Linked DNA regions of Homo sapiens: regions 2, 3, 4, 5, 6 and 7 are each linked to region 1. Evidence: chromatin loops called from intact Hi-C (ENCODE). Cell type or tissue: endothelial cell of umbilical vein. All regions are shown on one strand.

Region 1 (4,000 bases):
CAGGATGAGTTTCATCCTGAAGGAGGTCTGGATGGAGTGTCCAAATGATAAGTGAATTTCTGGAAAACTAACCCATACCTCCTGAAATAGAATTTCCAAGAAAGAGCCTCAAAATCTCTATTTTAATTAAGCATAGACAGGTGAGGGAGCAGGTACGTATGCTTCTACAGGTTTCCATTTCAATACGGGAATTAGGCCCAGTGATTTTGAGGCTGATTACAAGTGTCCCTTATCTGTGTGATCACTTAGTGTTGTTAACTGGCATGTCTTTTACAGGAACATCAAAGACCCTGAGAAGCCAAAAGTTATGAAATGCATCAGCAGTGGGTTGAAGACAAGACCTCTCCTTTTCCTGCTGACATTTCTTCCATGAGCAGTACCCAGACAGCCGACAGAAAGAGCCCAGGAGGTAACTGGGGACATGAGATGAAAACTCAAGATGCAAGGGTATCCCATCTTTTGGCTTCCTTGGGCCACATTGGAAGAAGAAGAATTATCTTGGGCCATGCAGGAAATACACTAACAATAACTGATGAGCTAAAAAAAATCACCAAAAAATCTGATAATGTTTTAAGAAAGTTTACAAATTTGTGTTAGGCCACATTCAAAGCAATCCTGGGCTGCCTGTGGCCTATGGGCCACGGGCTGGACACGCTTGCAAGGGAGAGGACAGATAAAGATACGTATGAGAGCATCCTCCTTAGAGAAAGGTCAGTGTTGAAGTCATAGGGTAAGGGAACTCTTTCAAAAGAAAGTAAAAAAAAAAAAAAAAGATAGCGAAGTAAATCATGTGAAGTCTCTACAGAGTAAGGGCCAAAGGGAGGACACAGTAGCTTAAAATCACAATATTGTTTTTGTTCCTATTTTTGTTTTTCTCATAAAGCTACAGGTCAGCTGGACAGCTCGCTCTTGGGTCCTCACAAAGCTACTGGTCAGCTGGGCAGCTCAGCTGGGTCCTCATCAATGAACCAGGGTTGGCTGATTTTAGCTGGGCTCACTCAATTTTCTAGAGTCCACTGGTCTGTCTGCTGCAGTGTGGCTGATCTAGGACAGCCCTGGCCTTGGTGACCTGGCTCTGCTGCACGATGCAGCCATCCTCTAGCAGGCTAGCCTATCACAGCAAAACAGAAGCACAAAAGAGAGATCAGGAAAACGCATAGCTTCTTAAGGCCTAGGCCCTAAACTGGTGCATCACTTACTTCTTGGCAACATTCTGGTGGCCAAAGGAAGTCACATGTCCAACCCCAGACTCTAAAGGAGGGAAAAGAGACCCGATGCCTTAATGGGAGTAAAGTCACATTGCAAAAGGCAAGGATCCCAAAAATGTTTCAAAAAAAATTGGAGGCCATCTTTGCAATCAAAGTTAGATTATTCTCAATGGTAAAAGTTGGAACCACAATATTATTGTTACCTTCAAAGAGTACACCTAGCTGAATCCCCCAGTCAATGCAGGAATTCCCCCAAATTAAACACACACACACACACACACACATACACATAAACCCTCAAAGATTCCCACAACTTGACCATTTGACCTAGCTTTTCTCACTGGGTAAAAAAAGCAAGAGGGAAAAAAAAACCACTGCAGCTCTCTCCCACCCCTGCTGTTCAGCCTTCAGTTTATCTGGCCTCTGCTATGAGTCACAGCTGACTGAAGGGTGGGGGTGGGTTGTGAGTCATGGCCTAAAACAAAGATAGAATTTGATGGGGGTGGACGAGCAGGCGAGAGAGAAGACACGGCAAGTTCAGGCATTCTCTCAGTGTTTAGGGTGATGTCTTCTTTCCTGCAGCTGGGGAAGTTGGGCAGAGTGCCCCCGAAGGAGGAGATTCCACACAGGCCCTGTGTATCTGAGAGTTGAGTTGCTGATTTCAGAGGTGTTTGTATCATTGCTCTAAATGTGTTTCTGCTCCCCTCCCACCCAAGATGCTGGTTCAACGGACCATTTCATCCTACCATTATACAGAACCCACAGGAGCTAGTTACCTGGTCAGTTTGAGAAGTTAATATTTAAAAAGACTAATGGTTGCATATGGCTTCCACAGGAAAGAAATAATAAGCTAATGTTATCTATTGACTCAATCCCACATATATTTACATTTGACAACTTAAAAAAAAAACCTTCGGCTCAATGATAGTTTAGCTCAAGTCACTATGTTAGGATATATATTTCTTTCATCTATGACTATTTTTGTCTGCACAGTAACCTGCCTCAAGCACACAAATATTTGTGTGTCTGGCCTCAAGCAATTAACGTGTCTCCTAACATGAGATAAAGATTAAATGAAAATTCTGTCACCCTGAAATAAACCTGGAAGCAGAATTCCTGAATGTTTGCCAAATAAGGTGACTATCAGACTTAAGATGCTGAACTTTGAAATGACTGTCATAGAAACAAAGGCAAGGCATGGTTGGCGCCCATTCAACCTGGTCAATAACATCCTTAATTACAGGACATGGCATCATTTTGATTCACAGTGGAATAAAAGGCATCTATTTGTATATTTGGAAGTCTGAATGAGGATTTCCTGATGAAGTCATTTCTGTCTTACAACAGCTTCGCTTGTACCAGTAGAGTTAAAACTGGGTCACCATTTTTATGCGAGCGTATGGATACACATACATCCACACTCGAACCCCAAACACACACACACACACACACACACACTTCATTTCAGAGTCTAATTAAAACTCTATTATACATAATTTTCTTCCAGATCAATGGTGGTGTTGGATCAAAATTGTAGCTCACAAGGAAAATCCTGTAAAGGAACCATATTTTTCTGTGTTGCCTGCCAAAATGAGAACATCATTTGTTAAATAATGTGGGACACAGGTGCCCCGGATGTACTATTTAATGGAGAAAGAAAAAGAGAGAAACAATGGCTGCCAGTATCCGGGAAAAATGCGACTAGCTTCTTAAGCTTCTTCACCCAGAAATTGTTACAAATAGAAGGGAATCTGACTTTGAGCTATGAGTTGTTGCTTCCCCATGACTGAATTCCCCAAGAACTGAGTTATTACTGACCTGTGATTTGCTCATCATAAGGTCTCACTGTTAATTACTGCTCTCTGCTCCGCAGAAACTTTGAATTCCACCAAAGGGTGTGCCGAAGGCTTAGATGTTGAGAAGCGTGAATTCATCCTGCACAACAAATATCATAGAGATGGGACTGGAGCGGGGGACAAGAAGGGGGAGAATGAACAAGATGCATGTTGCAAAACCCCAAGGGGTGCTATTTGTATGGTAGCCTGAGTGAACAGCAATTTCCCTGAGGGGTGGTTGCAGCAGATACTGTGGGTACCATCTCTACATCTCTTACTCCTTACTCGTTCCTGCCTTACTCCTTCAGGGCAGAGCAGCCCAACTTACTCTTTGCCTAAGGACAGTCTCTGGTATCTAAGTCTAGGTTAGCCACTCATGGCAGGCCAGATGAATGATTGCTAGGAGTCTTGCATATACACCCGGTTTCCTTGCCACTTGGATAGGATAAAGGTGCTTCACCCCATTTTCCAGCAGTCTCCAGCAAGTCTAGGTTCCACTTGCTCACAGCAGTAGCTGATTTTGTGAAACATCCTTTCTGGGCTGCCTTCCTTTCTCTCTCTCCCTTTCCCTCTCCCATCTCTGATTTTCTTCTACTTCCCCCAATATATTAATATTATCTCAGGGATGGCTTTTGGGAACCCCAATCAAAGAAAGGAGCAAACTCAATTAAGACCCTCTGTTTTAGGTAACTTTGGGAACCTGGTGGAGCATCCTGACATTACATCCTGAACCAGAGTATGTCTCAAGATATTTTTGGATCCTGCTTTTGTGGAGACAGAATCCACAACACAGCAGAGAGTTCCTCACTCCAAGAGGTACATTCTTCTTACTGTCTGGTTCACTCCCTAGACACATGCCAGCTTGACCATCATACAGAGCAGCCCCCAGGATGAAGGCAAACTTCTATCTGGAGTCTGATCTTTCCAAGATAGGGCTGAATCAACTTAGCTCTTTTT
Region 2 (4,000 bases), 300 kb after region 1:
TGTTGCCCTTCTCTTGAGTTAAACCATCAATCTTTGGAAAAGAGACATTTCTCATCAGCAGTCTAAGTCCTGGGCAGAACCTTTGGGCGGATATTAAACAGGCCAATAGACTAGAACTTCATAAGAACAGGATCACCCATCATCAAAGAGAGAAAACAAGCAAAGCTTGCTCGGAGAGTGATTGTCCCAATTTTAAATAGAAAAAAAAACCACTATAAACACAAATCTCAATAACATAGAAATAACCAAACCAGTGGACCCCATAATAAGGAAAATGTATTCAGAAGACCTGATGTGAGGCCCAGGAATTAGCATGTTGAACTACCAGTACAACTGTTTCTAATGCAGACTCCATGACTACCATTGAGAAAAACTAAGGAAGTGAGGTGTATAATAGTCTACATCTAGGTCCAGACTAAAAACTAAGCCAAAATCCTCAACATGTATGGCAAACGTAATATGGCAAACGTAAAGAGGACCTTTGACACCTCAAATTCTTCAATGTCGCCTACTTAGTTGACCATAATAGTTTTCCTTCACCTTCTCAGCACTGTGACCATCGCTTCATTGTTCTCACGTCATTCTTAGTCCCATCTCCTAAACTGCGCCGCCTACCATGGAGGTGGGTCCTGCAGCCTCTGTTTTCCAGGCTTCTGTACCAGCTGACTTCCACCCACATTCACCCAATGAGAGATGCTGGCAGGAGGTTAAAGAGCAGAAAGAAAGGAGAGTACAGGGCATTTCCCCCATCCTTCTCTGTCATAGGCAATGTCTCAGGTAGCAACTGTGCCTTCTCCATGGCTCTGGTTCTTGTCAGAGAGGCAGCTAAGGCTCCTGCTTTTGCTAGGTGGGCTTAGCTTCCAGCCTCAGAGACACTACCTCCTTCTTTATGCATCTAACCTCAGGAAAGATAATGGCATCCTGCTTTTGCAAATCTTTGTATTTCTTTAGCAGCTTCTATTTGGCGTCGCAGATGTTCCAGCAACTATGTGTCCAACTCTGTTTTAAATTTTTCTGGTTTCAGATTAGATCAGTTTCTGTTCTCCTGAATGACTCCTAACTGATACCTAGAGGAGCTTTATTTCAGCCAACTTGGGCATCAATCTTGGACTCCCCACCACAGCATTTCACAAAGATGTGATGGAACTCTCATCCTAACGTCCATCACCTACTATTCACCAGTTGAATCTGGCAATGTGGTTGGCCAGGTAGGTTATCTCCTTCTCTTAGCATCCCATTCTCATCTCTCCTAAAGCTCTGAAATCAGAGACAAAACACACCCCTGAGTTTTAGCCTGTCTTCTCTGACTGATTCTTCCTGTGCCTCATATCCCCAGAATCTGATGTCTAGGAATCAATTGATAAATTCAAAGTGTATAATGACTGATGCTTTTGCATTTTACTAGGGAACTTCAATGTTAATTCCAGAATGTGGTTGAAAGGAAAATTTCAACAGGGACTAAAGGATAAATATTTTAGTACAAGAGACATCTTTCTGAGGCTTCTCAAATTATACTCTGTGGGGAGCTACCTGTTATAGTTAGCAAAGAAAGGGATAAGTCTAACCTGGGTTGGGAGAAGGAAGAGTGGTGTGAGGAGGAAAGAGAGAAACTGTCCAGCTACTAAACATCAGCTGACCTTAATCGAGTACTTGCCATGTTCAAGACACTGTCTTAAGTGCTGTAGGTATATTATCTCATTTAACTCTGACATCACCATGAGGTATGTATTAATACTTTTTAGCAAATAGGGGAATACAGCATAGAAATTAGTTATTTGCCCAGATAGTATCCTTGCTAAACCGAAGAGCCAGGATTCAAGATAAAACCACAGGGCCTGCACACCACATCACCTCCTGAAAGTGAGTCAAACCAAGAAGAAATAAAGTTAGAAGTAATAAAAGCTATCATGTTATTACTAGTAGAACATAAAACACACCTTCCTTTTCTCTTTCCTTTTTTTCTGAAGTTTTCCTGATTGTCTACATGTATAGCACATGCTGTGTGTGTTTGTTTCAGGAAAAGCCAATCACTCAGTGATGAGGACACTACAGAGGCGAGTGGCTTCAGTGGGGAGACAGCATAATTTGCAGCATGGGAGGGATCTGTCCTGTTATCACAGCCTGGTGGTGATTTTTTCAGTCTTGATGACTTTGCAAGGCTGGAGACATGCTTCCTCAGGAAGAGGGAGAGTAACAGAAACATTTCCTCTCTCTGGAGACAGGATTCAGCCAAAGCATGGTAATGAGGGAGGGACTTGACTGTTGCACAATTTAACCCCTGGCTCTAACAATTACAAATTAATAACCTAAAGTATAACTGGCATGTTCTATTCACAGAAAAAAATAATAATTCATTGAGTAATTCATGCAGCATTTACTTTACATGAAAATACCAAGGAAGACACCAAGAAAATTAGTAGTTGATAGTAAGAACAAAGAAAGATGTACTAGAAAACACTGCTGTTTCTGATTTATGCTCTTCTCTAAAACACAGATGTGGGTGTGTGTTTGGGGGAGATGCATTTGTCTAAACCCTTCTGGCAAATTGACAGCAAACCCAATTCAACAGGCATTAAAAAAAGTGGGGCCGGGGGGATTTTATTGTCTCAATAGCCAATATCTTGTTTCAGGAACCGGTACATCTAGAAACTCAGATGATGTCTTCAGAACATCTTGAAATCATGGACTTTCTTGGTGGACTCCTTTCAAAAAGGACCTCACCACCACAACTCGAGGTGACAAGATAGTGCACTACAGCCCCAGACCAATTTCTTCTCCTCTTAGCAATGCCGGTGGACAGACAAGACCACCTATACCACCTTCATCCTTGACTTCCTTCCATACTTCCTACACCACCAGCAAAAGTACTGAGATTCACTGTAATTGGACAGATGTGGGTCACATGTTCATCTAGTGAGCGTGGGTCACATGTTCATCTATTGAGCCTGGGTCATGACATAACCACCTGAAACATGGGGGCAGGTCAGCTCTAATCAAATCACATGACCTGATTGTGAAGGAAGAAAGGTCTTCAAGAAACATTAATACTTTTAACAGAAGAGAGAAGAGATTCTGGACAGAAAACAACAGCAAATGTCCAGACCACCAAATGGGCAAAGGTTAACAAAATATTTTTTAACTGGGTGGGAGAAGAAGCTATAGTAACTGACAATTATTTTTGAAGGGAGGAATACAGGAGGAAAGACAGGAAAAGAGATTTAATGGCAAAGAAATCAAGTAGTAATTAATTTATTCATTTATTTACTAATTTGATAATCATTTGAGTCTCTAGCAAGACGTAACTCCTTCTATGCATAAATTTTTTTTACCTTTTCAACTAATTCCAGGGGATGTTTCCAACCCAAGGTTTACACATAATAAAATATAGGATTTCAAGTTAAAATGTTTAATAACATGTTAAAAAGGAGTGTTCTGGTGAAATATTAAGTGATTTCAGTTCTCCCCAAATGCCCTGCTCATTCCTTCTGCATTTCCTTCCCATACTTAATAGTATTTAAAAATAGTATTTAATAGTATTTAACAATAGTATTTAATAGTGTTTTTTTCAAGAACCATCCCCAAAATTAAGTTGAATTAGTTTTCTGGCAAGAACTAAAATTCTAAATCTGTAGAATTGTTTAAACATTTTTGTGAGAATTATTGAAATGTCTAAATCTTCTCAACGTTTTAAAATTATTCAGACATGAAGGTATATATTTCACGTACGTTTCCTTCATTGAGTCAAAGAGTGTGGAGTAAATAGCAAGAGAAAGGGGACACAGGGGAAATACACCTCCTCCATTCTGCAGTTGTTCTACATTTCTCTTTTGTACAATATCATTTGTGTCTCTAAACCTCAAGCAGCTCAGGGCAGTACTGTGTCTGTTTGTTTTGGCACTGCCAGAGTTATTATATGAGCCACTTTTGCTTGCTGAGTTCAAGGAACAATAAATAATAATAAAGAGAAAGGGCAGTTTGATGGCATGACTCCGTAGAAGAG
Region 3 (4,000 bases), 260 kb after region 1:
TTGTTGGTGTAGCAGTGGTAAGACAGCCTTCTTCTGAATTCTATGCTTTCCAGCCATAACCAGAGTTTTGTGTTATCATATATACTCAACAGAGGTCCATAATTAAGAATCCCTTGGGAGAAATTTCCAGAAAAAAACAAAAGGAAAGGAAAGAAAACCAAAACACTATTTTGAAGCCACCGTGCAAAAGAATACATCAAAAAAGGCAGTTAATAACTTTATTCAGAAAAATCAAGACAGAGAGATAGCCTGGTCTGGAAGGCATTCAGTTCAGAAACTTAAGATTAGAGACTTAATCGTTTTTCAAATATATACAAGGTGAGGGGATAAACATTCAATATATTTTGCAGTAGCTCTTCTGTCTTCCACTGGGAAAAAGAGAGCCCAGGCTTAAAGAAATTGCAGCTAATATTTCACATGGGTTTTTTTTATACCTGTTGTCTTGCAGTACAAGTTACCACCACTGAAAAACAGAAGAAAATGGAGAAAAAAAGAAGAAGAAGAAAAACCCAGAGATACTTCTTCCAAAATTTACAGTCTTACTATTTAAGACTGGCAAAAGCAATCTTTGATGAAAGAAGTTGATCCCAAACTGTAGCCTGTTTGAGAATTACCTGGAAGGCTTGTTAAAACCTGTTAAAAGCCCAGCCCCAGAATTTCTGGTTCAGTAAGTGTGCTTCTCTCAGAGGTCCTCAAGTGATGCTTATGTTGCTGATCCAGGGACCACACTTTACAAACCACCGTGGTAGGTTAATGGGCACTGGTTTCCCTAACACTAACTCCTCCATTCCTCCTCTTTCCAACCGAGATGGTAACAGGCCCTTCTTTGTAATAAAGATTAGGCAATAACTCCCTGATTTTGAGACACAGAAGGAATTGCTGAATATAGGAAGGGGGCCTGCCATTGTTGGAGACTTCTAGTTCTACAAGAAACAAGTTTGGCCTCTGAAGACAGACTGTAGATTTGTGAAGAGTATTCCTGCAGAAACCCCCTCTCCCAGCCACAATTCACCAAGAGGATGCCTTCTAATCTCCAAACCCTTGAATGATGTAAAGAATACAAAAACAGGGGAGGGGAGAAGGTCCCACTGTAGTGGGAATTCTGAATATTGCTGAGAAAATTGTGAAAGTAGATGGAGATTATCTGGGGAACTCACAGATGAAATTCTGGGTGGCTCCGTGCCAGAAAAAATAACCCATTACAATTAAAAACAAGTTAAATCAAACTGTCTGGGCTTAATTGAGCCTACTCTGAAAGTTTCTCTTCAACAAACATGGTGCTTTCAGTAGGTGAGAATGAAATTGTCCAGTCCCTTGAAACTAATTTAAACCCCCACCTCTTCCACCCTTCAGGCAAGGGATGCAAGGCTTTTTCTGAGTGAGTGGATGTTGCAAAGTGAAGAGGACAATTCCAGGGATTCAAAATATCACCCAACTCATACACAAGGCAATACCTACTTGTAGCCAACCAATATCAGACTTTGTTATAATTGCAAGGGCTAGTTCCATGGAGATGCTACAGAACTAGCAGCACATATGTGATTGCAAAACCTAGTGCTGACATTGTACTAACACACATACACACACAACTCTAGAGCAATGTCTGAAAACTAACTTGGGACAGTTGGGAAAATGGTTTCCAGAAAAATCTCAGGAGACCTGAAACATCTATGCAGATAATCAGTACCTACCACTTAAAAACTCATCTTATCCTTCTTGTTCACGTCTTATTTCTCTTTATTGTTTTCAAGTCCTGCTTTATATTAATCCAATGACATCTGTGCAAAGGAGTCAGAGGAGTCATAGGGAGTGAAAGGTGGCCAGGAAGACAGCAATGCTCAAAGGCCACTTGGACTTGGCTTGAGCCCACATCTCCCCTGAGGCCTCTATTCATGCCCATACTCCTTAGATTCTGAGCACATGCATGAACAGGCAGACAAACGCTAAAGGCCATAAATAAGCTAAGATTAATAAAATTTTTTAGAGGAAATGGAGAAGAGTGAGAGAAAGCTGCATGTCTTCAAAATCAGAGAAGCAAATAAACAGAACTGTTCTGCCAATGTTTGCTTTCCCCTCTGGCTGTCAGAGGTTGCAGCCCAGGCCTGAACTTGCCGGGACGAGGGTGGCTCTTGGTGGCTCAGCCTGTGTCCAGAGGATTTGTCGATTAGTCACAAACTTGGTCTCCCTGTGTGTCTGAGAAAGAGCCATGACTCATCTTGACAACTGTCAGTATATTACCTCAAATGGGCACAGGGAGAGATGAGCAACCTGGTGCCGGAAAAGAACACAAAAGGGCTGATGCCACTTCCTGCAGTATTTCAAGGTTTGGGCTAGAAGAGTTTATGTGGCAAGAATGCTAAGCTGGGAGCAGCCCCGCAGAAAATGACCGCGTCAGCACACTCAACATCCTGCCATTCAGACGTAAGAACGGGCGATGTTAGCTCAGAGGACATGAAATTTATTTCCATAAATAAAAATGTTATGTTTCTTCACATTATTCACTTTCCCCAAACAGAAATTCACACTTCAAAAAATTAGCTTTTGGTTTTAGAATTCAGTCAATTCTGCATACTCGACTCTAATATTATGATTTTTAAAAATGTACATCTACGACCCAGCAATTCCACACTTAGGAATATTCCCAAGAGAACTGCGTATATGTGTTCACTGGAAGATATGCATTAGAATGGCTCTAGCAGCATTATTCATAATAGCTCTAAATTGGAAATTCTCCAATTGCACATCAACAGTGGAACGGATAAATGATTAGTGTATATTCATGCCATTGAACTACTACACAGCAATGAGAATCTATAACCACATACAATGATATGGATGAATTCCATAAACACAGCTTTCAGGAAAAGAACCCAGACACTAGAGATTCACCTCATATAAAAATAAAAATAAGCAAAACTAACCTATTCTGCCAGAGGTCAGGAGAGAGATTACACTTGGTCAAGGTGGAAGGAGAGGAAAAGTTTCAGGAAGGAGGGGCTGAAAAAGCTGCTTCTAGTTCTCGATGTTGGTTATACATACATTCAGTTTGTAAAAGCCATCAAGCCATTTGCTTATGACAATGTCACTTCTCTGCATGTGTGTCATACTTCAATACAAAATAAGTACATTCATGCAAAACACCTATTCAGTTGTCTTTGTCAAGATTTGTAAACTAGAATGTGAATGTAGTAAGCAGTGCAAATAAATGCTGGGAAAATTTGCCACATAAACTATTCTGCTCCAATTGTCACATCAGTAAAATGGAGCAAAAGGACACGTAGCACACAGGGTTAGTTCCCTGCACAAATCATTGTCCTTTTAAGTGTCTCACACTGGCGAAGGAGCATCTTCTATCATAAGCTCCGGGAAGTGATGCATCTTTTTGCCATCCACAGAAAAAGGAAAGGACCATGTGGTATAGTATGTCTTCCTCCCAAGTTTTCCTAGGGAAAAAAAGCTACATTTATCATGAATGTCTCTTTCTTCCATCCTTAGATCCCACTCCAAAGATTAAACGTAATCAGGGGAGACATTCAATCAATAGAAAACTCATTTTGCCTAGATAAATAACAAATGGGTCAACTGAAACCCATAAATCATTGCTTAAGCCTCAGCCAAAATTGATCAGAGAAGTCTTTTCCCAAAAAGGAAAGCTTTCTTCTCTTTAAAGGGCAGCATGCTCTGGATAACAACAAAACTCTTTGACTAAACCTTCACATGAGGATGTGTTTCTGTAGAGATAGCCTAATGGAGTTGGTAAAAGGCCCACTATCCTTTGATAAGAAGTTCCAGGACTAGTGAATCACATGAATTATTTCAAGTCTCTATAATTAAAAATTCCACATAATTGAAGCATACCATTTTAAGCAAAAAAAAAATTTCACTTTAAACATGTTAAATGAAAATACCTCTAAATTATTTCAGGATTGATATTCATTTGCAAATATCACCTGGACATGAACCCCAAGGCATTAAGGACTTTTTGAGTTCAAAGCCTTAA
Region 4 (4,000 bases), 190 kb before region 1:
GTGGTAAGTGCACAGTAACAGCAAAATGACCTCTTAACTTCATCTCTGAGCCCGTTTCCAAATCTCCGGCAGCATTCCAACACTACAGTGGTGTATATTAAAAGATAGGAATTAACTAGATTTGGAAAGTCTCATTCAGAGAGATCATGGGAAAGATAAATGACTGACGCCTGTCAGGAAATGGCAGGATTCACTTTTAGAATATTTCATACAGAATACTCTAGACTAACTTGCAGGGCTTTGGCATAATTAAGGGAAGTTACTAAACGTTTCTATTCCTTTCAGTTTTTTAGAGTTTTACAGTTTGCAAAGCACTTTTTTTCTCCTAATTATCTCATTTGAGCCTCTGAGATGGGCAAGTTATTATGATCCCCATTTTAGAGATGAAGAAACTGAGGCTCCCAGAAGACCAGTGACTTTCTCAAGGTTTCTTAGCTATAACATAGAAGAGCTTGTATGAAAACACATTGTTCTAATTATACTGCCACAATAATTTCACCTTATCAAAGGTATTCAAACAACTCCATCAAATTGTTAGGCAGACATTCTTAACTGAGGAGGAGAAGTGAAGGAAATGCGTATTAGAGTTATCCAAGGGCTTGTTTGAACACAAGTGCTTGTCTTCATCTTCCTTGCCCTGGAAATAAACATATGCCTCAGAATGGAGGTAGGGAAAGAAGTTTGAGAACATTCCCCAGGTAATTCTAATATGTACCTTCTTGTTGAAAAGCACTGCATCAGGTTTTTGTCTTCTTGCTTTGTCCAGTCCTCTTTGGAGTGGTATACTCACTATACTTATTATATAATAAACAATGAATTTTGTCCAAGTCTGCCTTAAAAGTAAAGGAACTAATGATATAAAGGAGAAAATTGAAAGACAATGTCAAACTATTGGGTGACTTATGTGAAAAGACCATGAATAATCATTTACAAGATTGTGCAGTATCCACTTCAGAAGCAACTTAATGAAGAGCTGATGTTTGAATGTATTAATCATTAGTTCACTTTTTACTGTTCTAGATGATGGCAATGTGGATTCTCATGGTCATTTGAAACCCATGGGGGAAAATGGCTCTTCCTGTATTCAGGCCCTTTGTAGTGTGACTTTGTGGCAACTCCCATCAATAGGTAGATTATTGTTTACCCCTCAAATCTGGGTTGGCCACTATGACTTTCTTTGTCTGACAGCATGTAGGAGAAGTATTGTTGTGGCATTTCCGAACCTAGACCTCAAAAAGGCCTTGCCCTTGTCTTTCTTCTCTTAGACCCTGTCCATCAGCCAGGTGAGCAAGCCTGGGCTAGTTAGCTGAAGGATAAGAGACCATGTGGAGGAAGCCAGAGGAGCCATCCATCTGGGGCCACCCAAGGTCAGCCAGCACCTCTAATCACAGAGCCACGAGGGAGTTAGCCCAGATTTAGAAGGTGAGGATATTGACTTCATCTCTTGATGCAAGGAGTTGCAGTTACATTGCAAAGGGATGCAGATACAGGGAAGGTTGGAGAATTGCAGCCACTTTTGCACAATCTACCACAACTACTGCATTGTAGCTGCTATGCACATTAAATAAGTAAAGACATATGAAACATTTATATCAGGTCCTGACAACAAATAAGTGTTCAACAAGTGTGAGCTATTATTACTGTTTCTAAAATGGATCCCTTATCATGGAGAAGGTCAAATTAATGCTGCCGTGCCTCTTACTCTTAGAAACTGACACTGAAAGTTCCCACATAACTGAGGTTCAATCTATGAGCACATCCAGAAACTCAAGTGAGGGAAAATGCAATCAAACCACATATGAAAAATCAATAGATCCCTAAATAATCTTTCCCTCCTGAATGGAAGCAACACATTTGAAAACTCTTCTCCCTCCACCCCTACCAAAAAAAAAAAAAAAAAAAAAAAAAGCAGTGCATGTTGCCTCTTCTATTCAGGCTGTGACCAAAGGTTTCAATGGTAAAGATGACTCATACCTTAAAGAACTAGAAGAATTTTTTTTATGGCTTCTCTATCCATTGTCTTGCTCTCATAAAACTGCTGAATGACACCCAAGTGTAAAACCCACCAAAGAAATAAGCGCTGGATGACATGTGGCAGATTTTCCAACTCTCCAGGAAAAACTTCAGATCAACTTGTTTCTCTGGAAACTACTCACATCCGGGGGCTGTCCCTGTCCCCTGGGACTCATAAACGTTCCTATCTTCAAGGCACAGGTAAGGGCTTCGCATTCTTTGAGAACAGCAGCCTGTTTATTTCCTCTATGACTATAAAGCAACTTTATTGTACTTCAGTATCTAAAGGAAACAGAGCTCTGGGGTAGAAGGTGCCTTCAGGGAGTCACTGGTCCTATTTAGATGTCCTCAGAGAAGTGAGTTTGAAAGATGTTCTGGAACTCTTTGAAATGCTAGTTAATTTAAAGTTAAAAGGAAGCCTCTTCTCTTGTTCATTGTTCGTGGGGGCAAGAAGCATTTGTATAGTTAAAAAGTGCTTAGAAGATTTAGCTGTACATCAATTATTACCAAGCAATGTTTCCCTATGACTCAGCGACATATTACTCCAGGGCAAGAAGCTGTTCAGACGTTGAGAGAAACTCCTTGCTAATCAGTGGGATTCAGTACTTGACAGCTCCAAGGAGTAGTTGAAATCCCTCCCCTCCCCTGTTATACACACTAAGCTATATACAAATTTGGGCAGAGGAGTCTCAATCCAAAGAGAAAAACACTCATGTGATTAGAGAAGCGTGTTTTTCAACTTTGTTTTAAACATAAAACTAAAGTTTCATTTGATCTACTGGTTAAATTCTAGGTCTGTATTTTCTAAAGTCTGGTGTGGGGAGGAAAGCCCCAATAACAAATAATTCTCTGTGCAAATAGGTTAGGGAAATATTGCATACTATGTTTCACACTTGTGCATTCACAGCCCACTGTGGAATATTAAAGATTTGGAGAAGTCAGACAATACAGAAAGATGATTAGCTGTAACCCAATATTTCCAGAAGATACGTAACCAAGGGATCCTCCTTTGTTTTCTCTTTGAATTATATAAAATAAAACATATTGAGAGATCAAGGAGTCTTTGAGAGATCAGTAGACTTTGAGTAAAGCAGATCATTGTAATACACTTAGAAGGATGCTGTTTTAAGTATGTAACACAATTCCACATCTTTGAAAATAGTATGCACAAATGTTAGGTGACTTTTATAGCTTCAGACTTCTAATTATAAATTGTTTTATGTTTTGGGCCTTCTCTCCGAATCTAAAGAAATCTAAACAATGTATTGGAAACTAATCAAGTAAAAAATGCCTGAAACAAATGATCTGTAAGATTAAGGTACATATGCATAGGGAACAGCATTGCTATAACTGAAGATTGGTAAACTGTGTCACTGGGGCCAACAATGGTTCTAGAAATATCTATGAAAGTAGGGGATTCCTCTTCAGAGTCTTCATCTTGCTCTTTATTTCCCTTGTCCCATTTGACCTCTTGCTGAACCCTTTGCTATCCCAACTATTTCCTTGCCATTCTGCAACATGTGTCTATGAAGCCAGACTGGATGTGTACAAGGTCAGGGCTAAAACACCCTGGCCCATTGGTTCCTCACATGCATACTTCCTAGTAGTACCTTACCTTGCATGCTTAATTACTTAGGGGCTTAATTACTTAAAATTTAAAAATTTTTTTTTTAGAAAAATGCAATATTATAGATATAGTTGAAAACGCTTTGACCTCATCCCAAATTCCATTTTCATTCTCACCTCCTTGATGAGTCTGCTATATTTTCTTTTAAACTTTAAAAAATATTTTGACAAATAAATATGTATTATATATAACACATTTATGTATGTGTGTATGAGATGAAAGCATAACAATATTTTGTGCCTATATTTAAAAATGTTATCTACATATACCATATTATTTTCATTGCACTGCATCTTGCTTTTTTCATTCAACTTCAGGTTTTCTATATGTATCAGTGAGTTCACTTATCTGGTACACAGT
Region 5 (4,000 bases), 800 kb after region 1:
GCAAGGACTAAAATCTAACAACCCTAACTTCTAATCCTGACCACCTGCCACTGTAGCCCAAAGTATAAACTGATTAACAAATAGTGCACCCAACAGACTGGCTGCCCTATGGCTTTTCCACAACATCCCATTCAGAAACATGTCTGAAAAAAATTACTGGGCTCATCTGGTCATAACCCAGCTATGCTGGGTGCTCTGGTATCTCTTTTTCACTAACCTTTATTTAATGATATTAGTTTGACACATTAATTTCTCACTGCAAACTACCTGAGGTTAGGGATGGGCAATCATCAGCCTCATCTGTGTCTATAGTGCCTAACCCAGGGCCTTGCATGATGAGGATAAATAAAGATTTGCTAATTGAGCCCTCACATATGAAAAGAATTAGACTACTCCTCACTCCCAAGAATTATGAGACCAGGAACAAATAAGTCAAGGCCAAGTCCCTCAAATACCATACAGCATGTCACTGTAAGATAATAAAATAATTACTGACAGCCTAAGACATGCATAAAATGTTATTTTCCCACTTTCACAGCATTATGTCTTTTATATTAATTTGATATCCAAAAGAAACCCTGTAAAACAGACACTGCTGTTAATCCTACCTTATAGCTGAAGAAATAAGATGCTCAAAGGGGTAATAAAATTCACCCAAAGTCATCCAGTTTTCAAAAGTGAAACCACAACATGCATTCAGGAATCCTGATTAAAAGTCTGATATTTTAATTTTCTAGAATCCTTTCCTCAAAGACTTGATGATCTAAATTTCAAGAAGTGCTATCAAAGAACCTAGAGTAAAATGAATAGATTTAGAGAACCACAAAAATTTAGAACCAGACATGATCTCAATACTAATCAGTAACATATGGTGAATTTTTCAGGTAATAAGGATCCGGATGCTAGACCTGGTACATACCTTACCAGAATCTATATAATGCTATTCCACTGTGGAACAAACAGCATGACATTCTTTTTTCACCTCATATTAAACTCGCAAAATATAGCACAAGTGTGTGCATGTGTGTATGTGAGTGTTTAAGGTAACTATTAATAACCTGATTATTTCCAACAGTCTGAAAATCAGTGTTTTTGTCACATGACACTCACATGGGACAAAGTGACACATATAGAGGCCTAGCTTCCTGTATTACTTAATCATGGATATTCCAAGAGCCTACTACTAGAGAAGTATCTCAAAGCACAATTAGCAAACACTATGCATCGTTACATTATTTGGCTAATGACGGCTACGCTGCTGTACGTTTTTGCCATTTCAATGGAATGTCATTTCCATGGAATTCTCTGGGACTGTAAATTGCAAGGACACTCTCAATCGCTACCCCATCCCTCACTTTCTCAACCAAGCATCCCCCAAACTAAGAGTAATAATAACAAAAAGGAAAGGTGAGTCGGATGAGCAGTAATGGTAATAAAACTATGACTTCAAGGATTTCTTTCCAGACTCGACTGGCCCCCTCCAGCCCTTACTGCTGGGACCAGGGCGGAACTGGGGTCCCAAAGCTTTCAAAGGACAAAGAGGATCCTTACTCTCCGACCATCATCTCCAGGTTCCTGAATCTGGAAAGGAAGTACTGAAGAGGCAGTCTTGTGTCACTCTGAGAATGCTTTCCCTGGGGCCACTTTGGATAGTTTTCGTCGTTGGGACTGTCTTCCCTCGGTGTTTGGTGGTGGTACATCCTAGTGAGGAGGACTCTATGACAGAAGCAATCTAAATATACACATTCATAAAAGGCTAGGGATGCAAGTGTGCACATACAACCACCAGGCAAACAAACAGGCATTTAGGATGTCATAGTAACGTGGGCACGAGCCAACGACTGTAAAAGCACTTTAGTTGCTGTGCTTCTTTAGATCACAGCGGGAAGATACTTTATAAAACATTGGAACAATGATGCCCCCTACAGCCCTCAGAGAGAATCCAAGGTGCTTACTGAGTTCATCTATTTGGTAAGAGATCCTGAGTTTACTTTTCTGGTAAGAATTAATTTTTACACTAGAATAAGTAATAAAAACACATGCTTTGTACATATGTTGGAAAAAATTAAAAGTATCAAGGTCTAACACTAAGAAATTATTAAAATAAAATATAATGTCTAGACAATCAAAACCATTATACTGAAACATTTTACTTTTCTGAAGCATATAGAAGCAAATTCTATGGATTGTCATCTTGATTATTAATAGAGATTATTTTCAAAAGAATTATTAAAAATATTTTCAAAGTGGAACTGTGGACTCCTAAAAGGAGAAATAGGTTGAGATGATTTTTTTTTTAAAAAAACAAATATACCACAAATTGAAGATTACAACATTCCCTGACTGGAACTGAAAAAAAGACCAGTAAGAAATAATCCAAAGCTGGAGTGACTTCCCTGTTCTCTATGAGCCAAGACGAAGAAACTTGTCATCTTTGGGACAAGGAAAGTGGGGGGTACTGGGCACTTCAGAAATGCTTTAGACCACACTTGTCCAACTCGCTGCCCAGGATGGCTTTGAATGCAGCCCAACACAAATGTGTAAACTTTCTTAAAACATTATGAGATTTTTTTTGCGATTTTTTTTTAAAGCTATTGTTAGTATAAGTGTATTTTATGTGTGGCCCAAGACAATTCTTCTTCCAGTGTGGCCCAGGGAAGCCAAAAGATTGGACACCCCTGCTTTAGATTATTCAAGGTCTGTGCAGATATGAAAGAAGCATAGGACAGCTCCTTCTTCCCAGGGAATGTGGCTAGGCATAATGTATATAAAAGCAGATGTATATCACCTCAAGATGATGTTCTTAGGAAAGAAAACAAATTGGAAATATATATAAAACATAACATAAACTGCACATAACAGTCAAAAAAACACATAGCAAGAGAGAAATCAATATGGGAAAGGTTTAGATGTGTAACAAAGAAAAAGCAAGTCATTCACTGGTCAAGCTTGGAAAAAGCTGAAGGGTGTGGACCAAGGAAGAAAAGGTGAGAGATAGCAAACAGAGGGAAAACCACAGAAAAGCCAGATGACTGCAGGAAATGCAAATGCATTAGTTTCACAGGAATAAGTGGGCCACGTTCCCCAGTTCCAAGATGAAAACAAACATGGGTCCAAGTTAAAAAGGAAGGGGAGAGTAATTATCAGAATGCCTTACGTCTAGCTGGAGAGTTCAGATTAGATCCATTTAAACAAAAGGAATTACCCTGATCACCTAAGCAAGGAAGTAACATGATGAATATGATGTTAAGAAAACATTACCCTGGCACTTGTCTAGATGAACTGGAATGGTAAGAGAAGAGAGGCACAGAGGTCCTCAGAGATTAACATGGACATAAAAACAAGGACAATAAAGGCTTGAATTTCTAAGAGGAGTAAATTCAAGATGCTCTGCAGAGCAGGAATGCGTTTAGTAAGTGACTAAAGAATGAAGGACGAGACATCATTTGGCAAGCCCAGGGTGTGTGGAGGCAGCATCAGAGACTTTCAAAGCAAAAATCAGCTTAGATGAAAGCCATGATAAACTCAGTTCTTTGTTTGAAGTTTTAGGGATCAATGTAGGCAGAAACTTCTTGGAGGCAGGTGGAAAGTTGAGACTAAAAAGGAGGATAAGAAGCCAGAGCTGTATTTACACATTTTTAGTCATCCAAAAAAAGAACAGACTAGTTTATCTATTATCACATGAGGAAAGGACTGGGAAAATGAAGCCTAGAAAACTGGGTGTCTGGCCAGAAAGGCAGAGAGAACTCTTAGAAAAAAAAAATTAATTTCAAGTCCAAGAACTTTGTTTCAAAGTCATCAACACTCAGAGCAGATGCCTTACAGAGTGAGAAGGTATCTAAAAGCTCTAAGCCTGAGATAAAACTCATTGGGTGACTGCTGGTGTGAAAACTTTTACTAATTTTATTTCAATTCTTTCACGAAATCAGCACATACTTACTTAAATACAGCTTCCAGCATGAGCAAAGCAATAGAACAATGATACTGAATGGGAAAACAG
Region 6 (4,000 bases), 1.3 Mb after region 1:
TCAAGGAAGACCATCAGGCCACAAATCATTAATACCTTGGTTTTAAATTCAGTTGCATCTTTAATAGCTTGTTATATAAACTTTAATGTCTATTTTTACCTCTAAAAATGATGATGCAATGATTGTGTGAGTTTTTCAGACTATCTGAGTTTTAATTCCAGCTAGCTTACTTGTTGTATATCCTTGGGAAGCAACTTAACTTTTTTCTATTTCAGTCTCTTTTGCTGGAAAAGGGGGACAATAATAATACCTACCTCATATGGCCATTACAAGATTAAATAATTTAATAAGTATAAAGTGCTGGAAAAGTGCCTTGAATATTCAAACTTAAATTGGCAGTATTAATGATCTTGCCTATCTTAAAAAGTTGCTTAGACTATCAGGTGCATAGAAAGAACTTTACAAACTTTATGAAGCATTATTTTCATATATATATATATATATATATATATATATATATATATATATATATATATATATATATATTTAGAGACAGAGTCTCAGTATGCCACCCAGTCTGGAGTGCAGTGGTGCAGTCATAGCTCACTGCAGCCTCGAACTCTTGGGCTCAAGCAATCCTCTTGCCTTAGCCTGCCAAGTAGCTGGGACTACAGTTGCACACCACCATGCCCAGCTATGTATTTATTTAAAAAAAATTTTTTTAGAGGTGGAGTCTTGCCGTGTTACCCAGACTTGTCTCAGATTCTGACTTCAAGCAATCCTCTTGCCTCAGCCTCCAGAGTTGCTGGGATTAGAGGTGTGAGCCACCATGCCCAGCTGAGGCATCATTTTTGTTGCTCCTTATTTCTCACTATACTGTACAATGCAACTTATTTTTCTTTGTTTGCAACTCTTCAAGGGGTAGCAATAATTGAAGATACTCAATTAATTAGTTTGAAGAGGCCAGTATCTTCTTGTGTGACCACTGGAATCAGAAACAATTTATCTCCACAAATCTGTCTGAAAATGCATGTCCAATATGGTAAAATATTCTCCATTTTGTTGATCATTTGTGTCAAATTTTAATCCCAAGGTGACTTCCTTTTCACAGCTGGACATCTTTCTAAACCATGAAGACTGATTTGACTAAACTAACACTAGGATGATAAATCCCATCACAGATAAAAAAGAAAAAAATCCATTCTGCATGCCTAAAGCAATACTTTAAAGAGACTTTGCTATTTATTAACTGTTCATATTGCTGCTTTTTTGTTTAGCATAGCTAATGCTCCTTTTGAAAACTATTTTGAATTTTATGGAAGTTTATTGCAAATTATCTTTTTATTTTATAAACTGTATTGGTCCGTTCTCATGCTGCTATGAAGACATACCTGAGACTGGGTAATTCATAAAGAAAAGAGGTTTAATTGACTCACAGTTCCACATGGATAGGGAGGCCTCAGGAAACTTACAATCATGGCGGAAGGGGAAGCAAACATGTTCTCCCTCACATGGTGGCAGGAGAGAGAAATGTAGAGTGAAAGGGGAAAATGCCTCTTATAAAACCACCAGATCTTGTGAGAACTCACTCACTATCACCAGAACAGCATGAGGGTATTGCCCCCATGATCTAATCACTTCCCATGTGGTCTCTCCCCCAACATGTGGGGATTACAACTAGGATTACAGTTCAAAATGAGATTTGATGGGGACACAGAGCCAGATCATATAACAAACTTCAAGAACTATTCCCAAATATTTCTCATTTCTTTTCCAAAAGATAACTGTGGAATAATTCTACCAAATGTTACAGAAATCAATGTATTCTGAGGAGTTTCTGGACATCCTCTATTTTTAAAGACCCCTGTTCCAGTGGGTATCTGTATCTCCTCTGCATTTGGATGTCTTTTCGGATCAGCTGAGCAATATCAGAGATCTATTGAATCCTTTCAACCTTCATATAAAAATGGCACGTTGGCCATAGCTTTGGCCTAGAACACAAAAATTGAGCACTTCAGTTCAACAAGACAATGATAAGTGGTGGAGCTCAGACAAGAGAGACAAAGAAATGACACTGCCATCTTTTGGAGAATTCAGAAGTTAGGGGTATGTTTTTGTCTTGTGCTCTTTCTGGCAAATATTTTCCCCTTATGCGTCATCTTGTCTTTTGCTAGGCATTACACATAGCAACAGCACCACCTATTGCCTATTCTGTTGGTTTGCTGTCACGAGGATTTTCCTAACGACTCATATACAGATACAGAGGATGCAGCTCACAGTTTCACTTTAATCGCCCTACCTTTGTTATCTTAATGAGCATCTTTATTGTACAGCAGTTTTATGGTTAGCTCAAAAGCTCACCACTATTAAAAAGATATTTTAAAATAAACCATTTCTTAGCTCCTAAACTCTCTCTTCTTCAAAATAACAAATTGTGTCAGTAGAGGGTGAATAAGTGATTCATCTTAGGAGGGATCTAAAGTTAACTTTAATAACACAAGCTAACTAACTAACCTAATTCTGTTTTATTTCCTTAGCCTCAAGTATTGTTTCTGCTTTCAGGAATAGACATGCTAGAGTTATGAGTTGATGTCAACTTCTTTTTTTAAACGCAACTACTCTTTTTTAAGTACAACTACAAGTTGTACTTGGTATTTGTGTACAATAGAATCTTGGGAGAACTTTATGAATATGTTATTTATTTAAAGATCCTTATTGGAGAAAGCATGGAAATTCTATTTTATTCCTACTTTTGCAGAATTGTGAAATAGACTGGATGAAATATGAGTCAAGATTGCTTTGAAGTTGGGTGTAATGATCTTCAGACCCAGAATGACTTCTAAAGAAATAATTAAAGTGAGCACTAATAGTCTTACCTACAGCTTCCTGATGTTGGGCCACATAAAAGCAATGACTCACACACAATAAGGGATGTGAAATGTTTGAAAAACAAGGGAAGGGAAGATGGAATTAGTACAGAGACTATCAAATCACAGCACAGGAAGTGCAGGCTCAAAGCAGAGCCTAGGACAGGGATCCCTCTGTGTGTGTGATGTACCGAGAAAGCACTCTTCAGGGTAAACCCTCAAGGGGATTAAAAGGGATGAGAAAGGATTGCAAGGATGTGGTCTTAGGTAAGGTCTAGCCTCAGGCAGATCCCATAGGGAGAGCTCTAAAACATAAGCCGTATCACAGATTTATGTCCCTATATCACTCAGTCACTGGCTGTTTGTCCATGGTTACACAGAGGGAAGACAAAACTTTCCTGGCAAGACACCCCTTCTGCACTGAAAGTAGTCCTCTGGGGAAAGAGTGGCTGGAAGCCATTTGGCATCTAACCTTCACAGCAACTGGGTGATGGGCATATGGAATGCCTAGGAACTGAAGGTAGACTTCAGACAAGAGTGCGAGTGGAAAGAACCCAGGCTGTTGCTGATGAGCTACACGAAGGCATTAAAAGCAAAAGACAAGGAAAGGACTGATGGGAGACACAACTGCTTTTTATTCTTAGCTAACACGTGGACAAAGCAGGGGTTAGGGGGACTGACCCCCTGTACAGTCTAAAATCTGTGTATAACTTTAGACTCCCTCAAAACTTAACTAGTAATAGCCTACTGTTGATTAGAAGCCTTACTAATAACATAAACTGTTGATTAACACATATTTTGTATGTTATGTGTATTATCTACTGTAGCCTTATAATAAAGTAAGCTAGAGAAAGGAAAATGTTATTAAGAAAATCCTACAGAAGATAAAATATATTTACTTTCCATCAGGTGGTACTGGGTCATTATAAAGGTCTTCAGTCTCATCATCTTCACATTGAATAGGCTGAAGAGGAGGAGGAAGATGAGAAATAGGTCTTGCTCTCTCAGGGGTGGCAGAGGAGGAAGAGATGAAGGAGATGAAAGGGGAAACAGGAGAGGCAGGCACACTCAGTGTAACTTTCATTGAAAACTTGTATATAAGTGGGCCTGCACAGTTCAAATCCATGCTGTTCAAGAGTCAGCTGTGTATTATCAGTCAATTACGTTTAAAATAAAACTTTGAAGCTAGACAT
Region 7 (4,000 bases), 510 kb after region 1:
AAAAGTTAATTTGTACATAGATTTGTTTACAGCCTAAAGTTTATTTTTCCATAGAATCTAAGCTATACATCATAAATCTATTCCCATCTGCTTGTAACGCATATTTAGTGCTCCTACAATTTAACACTGATAAAACTGAAGAATCAACCCATCTGTCACATCCAACACGATGTCTGTGGGAAACAATATAAGTCTAATTTCCAACAAGCAAAGTATCAGATTTTCCCACAACTCTTGCAGAGAGAGAAACCATGTTTGAAGAGGATAGGGAGGAAATCCCCAAGATGGGGCAAAGGGGAGTTTGCATGAGCTCTAGCCTGCTAGGCTGGAGAGACTGTTTCCTGCAGCCAGTCACATCCTAACTAGGCATTTGTATTTCAGGAGGCAGCTTATAGAGCTAAAAGGAAATTCCACAACATCAGACAAACCCAAATTGAGGGACATTCCACAAAGTATCTGGCCTGTATTCATCAAAAATATCATGAAAGACAAAGAAAGACTGAGAAACTTCCAGATTAAAATAAAAGAAAAAACAACTAAAGACGTGTTAACTGAATGCAGCATGTAGTCTAGGACTTTCTTTTGCTATAAAATATTTATTTTTGGACAGTCGGGGAAGTGAATGAAGTCTATGAACTGGATAATAATATTATGGCAATATTAATTTTTTGATTTTGGTAATGGTACTACAGTTATATAAAAGACTGTCCTTGTTTTTAGAAAATATGCACTGAAATGTTTAAGATATCATGTCTGCAACCTATTGCCAAACAGTTCTGTGGGAAATATACATTATATATATATATATATATATATATATATATACACACACACACATACCCAAGAACTGTTACATATATGTGTGTGTGTCTATATACACACACACACACATATATATATATATATATATATAACATATATATGAAATAAAGAGGGAGGAAGGGAAAAAAGAATTGGTAAAATGCAGAATGTGGGTATGAAGCATACACAAAAATCATTTGTACAATTCTTGCAACTTTCCTGTAAGTTTGAAATTATGCCAAAATACGAAATATATTTTTCAAGGAGAATCCATCATGTTATTATAATTCTCAGTTATGTGTTAGGATTCTCAGTCATGTGGTCTTGGGGCCTAACTTGCTTTTTAAAAACTTTTGCCAGTTGAGTAGCAATCAAGCAATGCTCCCAGTCCTTCACAGTGTGAGGTCCTTGCTTTGAAAGAGTCTTTGCCTCTGATTCTTCTTTGCTGAGATGGCTCCTAGGGGGAGGATAGAACCGACCTACCAGCCTGTAGTCACCTCAAGAGGACCCACCATTGTGAGTATTCTAAACAGAGCTTCCCGTTCTGAAGGCATGAGCAATATTCAACACTTTCACTCAAAACTTTGGTTGAGCCTGTTTAATTTGGCTTTCCTTTAGTTTTACTCTGCTATGCTTGGATAACTGTGTGCATCTATTTACAGCTTTCCCTGTTGTCTGAGAACGTGGCTTTGAGACAGTGTCATAAGCCATTTCCAACACAGATGCTAATGATTTCTTTACATTAGCTGCTCCCCTCCACTTCTCCTGAAGGTCATCTGTGCCATGGGATGTGGGCTGGTCCTCTTCATTCCAAGCAGCTCACCCAGACTGCTTCGCCTGGCCTTTCTTCCGGCAGCTATCATGGTAAAAGGCTTGACACAGCCCTGTTCAGGCTTGTCCGTGTGCCAAAATCAACATACAATACGTACTTCTGGGTTTTTTAGAGCTGACCCCAAAATATCTATTTACCCAGACGTTGACATTCTCATGAGTAATAGGCAAAGCTCCGAGGACATGCTGTTGGTGGCAGAGCAGAATTCAGAATTCCACTCTGAATTGTTGAGTTGGACGGAGACTTGGAGATCGTCAGTTGCAACCATATCATTTTAGAATAGGGAAAATGGGGCTGTAAGGGGTAAATAACTTGCTCATCAAAACTGGGATTAGAACCCAGGTACTCTGTCACCTGGATCAGTTTCTTTTGATTCTACCAAAGGAATGAATGCACTTGAGCGAAATGGCCCCGGGAGCCTGAGTTATTAGGTGGGTGATGGCGAAGGCAGCCTCCCAGATACATACTTTGGGATTAGAGACAACAACGTTTCCAAATCCTTTTTTCAGATTCCTACACGAAGAAACCTCAAACCCAGGATTCAAGCCAAAAACAATGATTCTCAAGTTCCTATGAAATCCTGGATGGATGTTGAACTGGGCAACGTACTAGCTGACTCCCGTGGCAGATGCGAGCCTCAACAAAGCTCCAGGGCTGGCACTTCAAGGGAGCGGAGGTGTGTGTTTGAGTCTGAGTCACATGCAGTAGGCCATCTGCTCTTATCAACAGGATGAGTGAGTGTAAAGGAATATGAAGGCCATTTCTGAAAAGCAATTCAAAATTATATGCCTCCTATTAGCCTGACTCATGCGTTTCTCACAGCCTATAGAAAAGCTTACTGAGATGCTTTACAGAGAAACTTCCAGAAACTTACAGAAAAGTATACAAGAACAGGGATATTTCACTGTCTCTTGGGCCTAGGACAATACAAGGCAGTCAACACTATTGACTCATTCATTCGTTCACTTATTTGTTTCTTTATTTGCGTGATAAATAATCACTGATTTCTACTTCGTATTAGGTGTCAGGCTGTATTACAGCAAGGTGCCACCCTCAAGGAGCTCATAGAGCTGGTACAAACCCTAAGTAACATATGTATTATAAATATATATGTGTGTGCATACACACACACACAACTGAGTTGCCTTTTCAGTAATGTTTGTAGCAGCTCTAACAATAAAAAAGGGCAATTCAATTGAATTTTGACCAAAAGATATGCATAGGCAGTTCAAAAAAAAAAAAAAAGAAATGCAAAGGCCAGCTAAACACATGAAAGGGTGTTCACGTAGAACACCATACTAGAACAGTTTAGAACAGTGAGATACCATTTTTAGATATCAGATCTGCTGAAATTTAAAACACTGACAATATCCAGTGTCTACAGGCTCTGGAGAGCCAGACTCTTCAAACACTGTTGGCACTGGGAATATAAATCGCGATACAATTTTGAGAGCAGTAGCTATCAAAATTTTTAATGTAAGCACCCTTTAACCCTTTATTTCTGCTTGCAGACATCCTTCTCAAATCCATCTCAAGTGGACATTAATTCCTTTCCTTGCCACACAGCATTCCTTCCTCCTTCTAGTGACAAGAGCAAGGCTAACTAACACTGGGGAATCACTCCCCTTCCCCATGTCCAGTTTATGTCACAAGGCATGGCATATGCCTAGTCCTAGCCTATGTTTCTCTCTTTTTTTTTTTTTGAGAAGGAGTCTCGCTTCGTTGCCTGGGCTTGAGTGCAGTGGCGTGATCTCTGCTCACTGCAACCTCCACCTCCTGGGTTCAATCCATTCTCCTGCCTCAGCCTCCCGAGCAGCTGGGATTACAGGCGCCCGCCACCATGCCTGGCTAATTTTTGTATTTTTAGTAGAGACGGGGTTTCATCCTGTTGGCCAGGCTGGTCTCGAACTTCTGACCTCAAGTGACCCACCCATCTCAGTCTCCCAAAGTGCTGGGATTACAGGCATGAGCCACTACACCTGGCCAGCCCTGACCTATGAATGGATTACATCCTCCAGCCACAATAATTAACCTAGAGGTGGGCTTTTGATACAATTTGGGAACATTTCCTTGGGCAACTAAGAAAACTGCCCTCTGTTTTCCAATGGCCTTGGAGTTCTGAGGGTAGAAACCTGGAGCTCCTGGCAATGAAAAGGAAAGACCTGGAGAATGACACGACATGGGGGACGGGGGGGTGGGGGGATCAGTCCCTGTGACACTTCTTGAGCCCTTGGTAACTGATTCTAAAACCAGATCCACCCTTTCACCACATAAATTTGCTTTTGCTTAAGCTAGTTGAGGTTGGGTTTTCTTTTTTTTTCTTTTTTTTCTTTATTTTGAAATAGAGTTTCATTCTTGTCACCCCTG

The links. A loop is a pair of places that touch in the nucleus more often than their neighbours do. Peaks named below come from ENCODE experiments on the same cell type or tissue, not always from the same donor. Only the 100,000 strongest peaks of a DNase experiment are listed, where the experiment ranks them.
Region 2: it touches region 1 in a loop (5-fold over the local background); 2 of 110 quality-filtered maps call a loop at or near these places.
Region 3: it touches region 1 in a loop (2.1-fold over the local background); 5 of 110 quality-filtered maps call a loop at or near these places.
Region 4: it touches region 1 in a loop (6-fold over the local background); 3 of 110 quality-filtered maps call a loop at or near these places.
Region 5: it touches region 1 in a loop (5-fold over the local background); 45 of 110 quality-filtered maps call a loop at or near these places.
Region 6: it touches region 1 in a loop (8-fold over the local background); 10 of 110 quality-filtered maps call a loop at or near these places.
Region 7: it touches region 1 in a loop (5-fold over the local background); 4 of 110 quality-filtered maps call a loop at or near these places.

What each region holds. Positions count from the first base shown.
Region 1 is chr20:11,265,159-11,269,158 of GRCh38, reverse strand. It overlaps LOC124904960 (a long non-coding RNA gene), which reads right to left and starts at 3,116. Exons shown (of 2, transcript XR_007067724.1): 1 at 3,027-3,116. LOC339593 (a long non-coding RNA gene) reads left to right here. Exons shown (of 2, transcript NR_038972.1): 2 at 277-2,500. RefSeq lists an enhancer at 1,214-2,413. In endothelial cell of umbilical vein, no CTCF peak of the experiment used is centred here; DNase peaks (open chromatin) are centred at 1,638 and 2,408; H3K27ac peaks cover 1,684 bases.
Region 2 is chr20:10,962,065-10,966,064 of GRCh38, reverse strand. No RefSeq gene overlaps it. Among named protein-coding and RNA genes, the nearest start is that of LINC02871, 62 kb to the left of the region's middle. In endothelial cell of umbilical vein, no CTCF peak of the experiment used is centred here; DNase peaks (open chromatin) are centred at 2,154 and 3,964; H3K27ac peaks cover 1,655 bases.
Region 3 is chr20:11,000,203-11,004,202 of GRCh38, reverse strand. No RefSeq gene overlaps it. Among named protein-coding and RNA genes, the nearest start is that of LINC02871, 24 kb to the left of the region's middle. In endothelial cell of umbilical vein, no CTCF peak of the experiment used is centred here; a DNase peak (open chromatin) is centred at 2,262; H3K27ac peaks cover 1,351 bases.
Region 4 is chr20:11,453,691-11,457,690 of GRCh38, reverse strand. No RefSeq gene overlaps it. Among named protein-coding and RNA genes, the nearest start is that of LINC00687, 420 kb to the left of the region's middle. In endothelial cell of umbilical vein, no CTCF peak of the experiment used is centred here; a DNase peak (open chromatin) is centred at 2,240; H3K27ac peaks cover 3,059 bases.
Region 5 is chr20:10,467,619-10,471,618 of GRCh38, reverse strand. The region is part of intron 2 of SLX4IP (SLX4 interacting protein); the gene reads right to left. Among named protein-coding and RNA genes, the nearest start is that of SLX4IP, 34 kb to the right of the region's middle. In endothelial cell of umbilical vein, a CTCF peak has its summit at 1,922; DNase peaks (open chromatin) are centred at 1,898 and 3,128; H3K27ac peaks cover 2,153 bases.
Region 6 is chr20:9,976,706-9,980,705 of GRCh38, reverse strand. No RefSeq gene overlaps it. Among named protein-coding and RNA genes, the nearest start is that of PARAL1, 7.6 kb to the left of the region's middle. RefSeq lists an enhancer at 2,086-3,285. In endothelial cell of umbilical vein, a CTCF peak has its summit at 2,141; a DNase peak (open chromatin) is centred at 2,105; H3K27me3 peaks cover 140 bases.
Region 7 is chr20:10,759,678-10,763,677 of GRCh38, reverse strand. No RefSeq gene overlaps it. Among named protein-coding and RNA genes, the nearest start is that of LINC01752, 8.6 kb to the right of the region's middle. In endothelial cell of umbilical vein, no CTCF peak of the experiment used is centred here; DNase peaks (open chromatin) are centred at 1,697 and 2,317; H3K27ac peaks cover 1,589 bases.